Linked DNA regions of Homo sapiens: region 2 is linked to region 1. Evidence: chromatin loops called from intact Hi-C (ENCODE). Cell type or tissue: gastrocnemius medialis. All regions are shown on one strand. Links, peaks and the distances in the headings refer to the core of each region. The heading gives the core; the rest is flanking DNA. Region 1 overlaps MYF6 (myogenic factor 6). Region 2 overlaps PTPRQ (protein tyrosine phosphatase receptor type Q).

Region 1 (2,924 bases), core at 199-2,698:
TTATCATCATTAATATCAAACAAAAACATTTTAATTGCAAACACACCAAGGATTTCACTGGAAAGCCTAACATGTCATCTGTAGCAGTGGAGGTCACATGAAGTCTTTGGGAAATATTTGCTCTATTTAATGAAGAGACTTCTATAGGCAAACTTATTCCAAACAATTTCTCAAGTTACCCAGCTAAGAGAGATAGAGAGGATTTGGCTTGCAAAGACTGAATAAAATCCATCAACAAGTAAAGTCCACGAATTAATAAAAGCATTCTGCTGTTGAGCCATTTATAACACAGATCTTACTATAAGTATAGGCTAAATTATAAATTAAATGAGTTCACCTAATCAGTTACATTATTTTGTGTTGCATAATAAATTTGAATTTTAAAAATAGAAGTGTGCATATATACAATTTGGGGAAAATCCCTATTGATTCTCAGGGAGAAAATGATGGGCATCTAATAAGCATAATTAATGGGCATAGACACTACCCAGACATATTCACACATGTTTTGGTTGGATAATTTGAAATGCTTTACCACTTATTTTTTTAAGTTACTGCTCTAATTTGGAGTTCGGTAGCTAGCCACTCTTGAGAGAGAGCTTTTAGAAAACAAACGCCAAGGAGAGCCAAATTTTTCCCCAGACCATAAAATGTTGCTTATTAATTTCCCAAGGCAAGCTGGGCTCAGTGGTATGGGCCTGTAGTCCCAGCTACCTGAAAGGCTGAGGCTGGAGGATCACTTGAATCCAGGAGTTCAAGCCTGGGCAACAGGGACACATCACCCCTTAAAAAGAAAAAAAAAAGGAGGAAAGAAAGAAATTAACAATGTGCCAAGGCATCTGTTTCACAGAGCATGATGGTTAAGAACACAGGCTTGAATCCACTGATAATTGCCTGGCTCTGAATCCTGGCTCTATGCAGTACTTAACCAAGTGCAGGAAACTCTGTTCCAAGGATCTTCGCAGTACCTCTCTCATCTGTTGTAGGATTATGAGTTAATATTTAAATACTAAGAATGGCTCATTTATGTTGCTTTTGTTCTCATTGTTGTCAATATTTTCCCCAGCCAGAGCAAGGAAAGGCTGAAGAAACTATGGCTTTTGATGGAAGAAAAGGGTCTTTGAATTGACTAATGAAGAAGAGAGCTGGCATCTAGTGTTTATTTTGTGCCATTTTGGCTAAGCACTTCACATGTGTTATCTCAGTGAATCTTCACAACCTCAGGAGGAAACAGGACTAAGAATGAGCAGTGACTAGCCCTAGACAGTGGCAGCCTGGATTCCATCTAGGTAGCCAACCCCACACAGGCTCAGCTAAATCTCCCACCTACCTCTCCCAAACCTTTAAAAGAGATTGTATGTCAATGTCAGCTTCCACTATGAACCTTTCTGCCTTTTAAATTTGTTTCAGAAGAAATCTGAATTTCCCATATACTCAGAAAACGCAGTGACTACTATCGCCAGGAAGAGGCTTTCCTTTCTGAGAGGAAAAAGGGGCAAGATACAGCTCTGTACCTCCAGGGGGCACTGTCTGTGGTGCTATCTGGAACTTAGGTGCGCAACAAGAAAGTACAGCCTTTGGAGGGTTAGGAAGGAAAGGGTGGGCTGGGAAATACTGAATCCGATTTGATTTTCACGTCTGCTAACTGAAGACTAGCTGTTGGGGAGGAGGAGGAAAGGTAGAAGTTCAGGGGTGGGGGAAGGGAGTGAAGGTGCCACTTACAGAATCTAAGAGAGGAGTCGCAATTCAAAAGAAATGGCTTCCTCCTCTCATCTGCCTCACTTCCCACTGTGTTTCTTGGTGGTCGTTTCTTCCTGAGGTTACAGGATAAACAAACCTGGCACACGTTGTAAAATCCGCATGGTGAGGAGCTCCTGGGGCTTCTAGCCTCTTTGGGGCTTTGCTGTTTGGCTCGGCTAAGAGGTTGCATGTGTGTTGTTGTTGTCTTTTGCCCTCAACCATTGAAACCTTCCCTCACTTGAAGCCGCCCTCCCTTCAAAGCAGCCCACCCCACCTCCAGAGACAGATTGCCCATTTCTTTTATCTTTCGTATATGGAAAACAAACCCAAGCCAAACGAGGCCTTGAGGATATTCCAGTCTGCTAGGGACCAGTCTAGTTCAAGAAAACTGGGGAGGGGGCCCGAGATCCGGCCCTGAGGATGCCGGATGCAGCCCCGGGAACTCCAGATCCACACTTCAGGACAAGAGCGGCCTGGGAAGGCTAAGAGGGAAGGCCGTTTGTGGGTAAATCCGCTGAAGATCTTTTTGGGAAATGAGCACAGTTTTGGTGTGGTAATTTCTTGCAACCATATTTTCCTAGATTGAAAATTCCATTGTTAACTTTGGGTAAGTAAATCTCACCCAGATCTCCAGGTATAGGAGTGTAAAACCAGACGGAAAAAGATGCTGATAAAAGGAAAAATGACATTTTTCTTCTGGGCACTATTCACTTCCAATGACAAGTGTGAGGTCTACGAGAGAGAGAACAGTATCCAGTTTAATTCAGACTAAGGAAAGCCAAATTTCCTTTCAATTGGCATGTAAGGAAACACCCAAATAAATGGGCTTGTGTGGTGTCTAAATTAAAATATGGCTCCTCTTTATTTTTGTACACATGCCTCCAAACATATTTTTCCAGTTCCATCAAATTAGGACCAACTTTGTTCATATAGAAACTTCTTTTTAATATTACAATACCAGGATCCTCGCACATTTTATATACATCATTCCACATTTAAAATATATTTCAGGTTTACGTAAAAAAAGAAAGTGTTAAACTATTTACAAAAATACATTAAATACCCCTAACATTAAATGCAACTTTCCCACTTTAGACAGGAATGAACTTCTTTTGAACATGGCACAAAAGGATCACCGTAATAAAAGTTAATATAGTATAAAACCAACCAAACAAAAACAAAAT
Region 2 (2,924 bases), core at 296-2,795, 76 kb after region 1:
GGGCTGAGACACAGTCTAGTAGTAGCAGTGCTTGTGTTCCTATGATATGGTTTTACTTAGATGAGTTACCCTGGGAATCTTTTATTGATTCTTTTTACATATTTGATATTTTGTACATAATATTTCTTATATAGAAAACTATGTCTTGGATAACTTACAATCATCTGACACTTAAATCTTTGGAGTACTATCCATTTGTGGATAGGACCACTGTATTAGAACACAAAGATCAACATCTGAATGTTTAAAAAGTCAGCTGTCATATCCAAGAAAACACATTTCCCTGCAATTTAGTGATAACATTGAATAACCTTCATTTTGTAGCATTTGGAAGGACTTTGCTTATCAGATGACACTTCCCTCTATAGCACATATTAGGTATTTTTAGATATGCTGGAAATATACTTGCAAAGTCCATCTATTAGATAAAGACCAACTTTAACAAGTGACAACTACAAATGAATAACTTTTTGAGTCCAAGACATTTGATGCCATATTTTCAAAATTAATAATAATTTTTTTAATTTTAACAGAGCTGAGCAAATACTTGGTAACAACTACTTTGTGCTTATAAGCATTACATGTTATTGAATCTTATAAAAATGCAAACGTTAAAATAGCCTGATGGTAGTTTTCATTAAGAATTTGATGAATTATCTTAATAGACAAGTTTTTATAATGTGCCAACATTTTGAATAATTGATAATGCTTTTAAAAGGATTTATAATTATTTTTTCTTTAAAATTATGTACTTTACTATTTCCAATAGGTACCAATGAAACATATTTAGTACACATGTTTTTACTTTTCCCTCTGAAGGTAACTTTTTACTTTATATTTAATTTTTAAATACAAAGAAATGTAAAAATGATATCATATACAACTTAGACTTTTATGTACTTTTATACTGAAATAGTTATTAAAAAGCTTTTATAAAAATGGATATAAATAATATCAAGTAGTTATAAATTTAATTAATTTAAACCTGTGATTGAAAATGTGGACACTTCCAGAAAAGTTTAATGTAAAAATCTATCATATGAAATGAATTATTAAACATAATGTCAAAGGTTTAATGTGGAAAAATATTTGTCCCAGGAAAATAATCCTGATTGAACATTATAGTCCAAAGTTCATATTTAACTCAAAATATTAGGAAGATTAAGTGATTCTCTGAACAGCAGTGAGAAGTGTGTAGAAGACGGAGGTCACTCTTTGAAAGAAGATCTCTGTGACCTGTGTAAATTAGAGCCCCACAAACACTTCCAACAAGCATAGGTCAGAATAGGGTCATGGCTCCAGGCCCTCTGGACCACAGTTCACCCAGAGGAGTGTGCTCACCGCGTTAATCTCTCGTCCTTCAGTTCCAGGTCTGCCACTGTGATGAGCTGATCCAGCTTCAATTTAGTGTCAATAATTTCTGCATCCTGAGGAGAGTATGTGCCACCTTCTTTCTGCTTCTGTCGAATTCTAAAACAAGCGGAGTAAAGTCCAAGAAGGGAGTTTCACACAAAGTATATAAAATTAGGTTTAGTTTTCTTTTTAAGTAAAGACATTTAGTCAAATAATTTCCTTGTTAAAATCACCTCTCTGAATATGTTGCAAATTTATAGCTACTCGACTTCTTTTTCTTGTTTTAATTCCATAGAACCTATTCTACTTTCTTTTTTTTCTAATAAGTTATTGGGATGAAGTTCTAAATTTAAGAAGAATTAGTTGACGAAGGCCTGAGCCATTGGTACATTTAAATATAGAGCCAAGAAGACTTACGTTGTGATCTTGTTTCTCTTCTCTCTAGCTATGTCATTGATTTGTCATATAAAGGAACTATGCCAAAGTGAAAATAGTTCAATGCTATCAATAGTATTGCTAACAGATAATGCCCCATTGTGTTCACATATATGAAATATTTTTACATGCATGAAAATACTTAAAAATTATTTTCAAATTATCTTATTGAATTTTTATAAAAATATTGTGAGTAGATATTATCTTTACAATCAGAAAACTTAGGTTCAAAAATAAAAGCCACATGAATCTGAGAATCAAATCAGATTCTTTTCATCTTAAACCCTTTAAATGCTTATTTCTCCATGACACAGTATGGTATATTACAAAGTAATGTTTAGCTATTCTATCTTTCACATTTCAAATATTTAGTATTTATTAAGAGTTGGACATCAAGGATGATATGGAAAGTATAAAACATGTTCCCTACCCTCAAAGACATTACAATTTAGTTGAGAGGCAAGATTTCAATGCAGAAAAAACATGAAAAGAGAAAAAAAGATTCAAATTACAACACATAAGACAGTGCCTGATTAGTTACATAAATAGTTATTATTATTTAGAGGAGGTAAAGAAGTAGAATTTGACTTGGATGTCCCAGGATGAGAAGGAGGAGGAAGCACATTTCAGGGTGACTGAACAAAAGCAGAATGTATAAAAGCCCAAGGAATGTTCAGGTGAGAATAGATCTCTTTAGCTAGTGAGTAGGCAAGTTGTGGGGAATAAGGAGGACCATTTCCTACTCACACAAGGAGTTCATCTTGTAGAGAAATGAGAAGTCAGAAAAGATTTTAGAGCAGGGAAATTACATAAATGTGGCCAGTCCATACTCCTTAGGGAAAGGCCCATATTTTACACATTATAGCATTCAAAGTGCCTCGAATGATAACTCTCTCACTGTCTTCTGGCTAAATCTGCAAATAGTTATGTGGTATAGAGAAAATATCTTTTTCAAGAGCCTTTCAAATTATCTATTAAAATTATGCTTTAAGAGAGTCAAGATGAACCATAATGCATGGCATTTAGAATACAGAACTACATTCTTCAGTTGAAATAAAAATAGTCTATTGAACTATTTAGGAAATTGGTAGAAAGTTTACTTTACAAATGTAAGGTCCCTTTAACTCGGCAATCTG

Evidence for each region. Peaks named below come from ENCODE experiments on the same cell type or tissue, not always from the same donor. Only the 100,000 strongest peaks of a DNase experiment are listed, where the experiment ranks them.
Region 2: it touches region 1 in a loop (6-fold over the local background); 3 of 110 quality-filtered maps call a loop at or near these places.

Annotation. Positions count from the first base shown.
Region 1 is chr12:80,709,215-80,712,138 of GRCh38, reverse strand. MYF6 (myogenic factor 6) reads right to left here. Exons shown (of 3, transcript NM_002469.3): 3 at 2,665-2,924. Among named protein-coding and RNA genes, the nearest start is that of MYF6, 3.0 kb to the right of the region's middle. In gastrocnemius medialis, for the core only: a CTCF peak has its summit at 1,523 (motif pointing right); a DNase peak (open chromatin) is centred at 1,548; H3K4me3 peaks cover 1,485 bases; H3K27ac peaks cover 2,500 bases.
Region 2 is chr12:80,633,491-80,636,414 of GRCh38, reverse strand. It overlaps PTPRQ (protein tyrosine phosphatase receptor type Q), which reads right to left. Exons shown (of 45, transcript NM_001145026.2): 35 at 1,342-1,470. The region is part of intron 1 of LOC105369867 (a long non-coding RNA gene); the gene reads left to right. Among named protein-coding and RNA genes, the nearest start is that of MYF6, 73 kb to the left of the region's middle. In gastrocnemius medialis, for the core only: no CTCF peak of the experiment used is centred there; a DNase peak (open chromatin) is centred at 1,334; H3K27ac peaks cover 1,541 bases.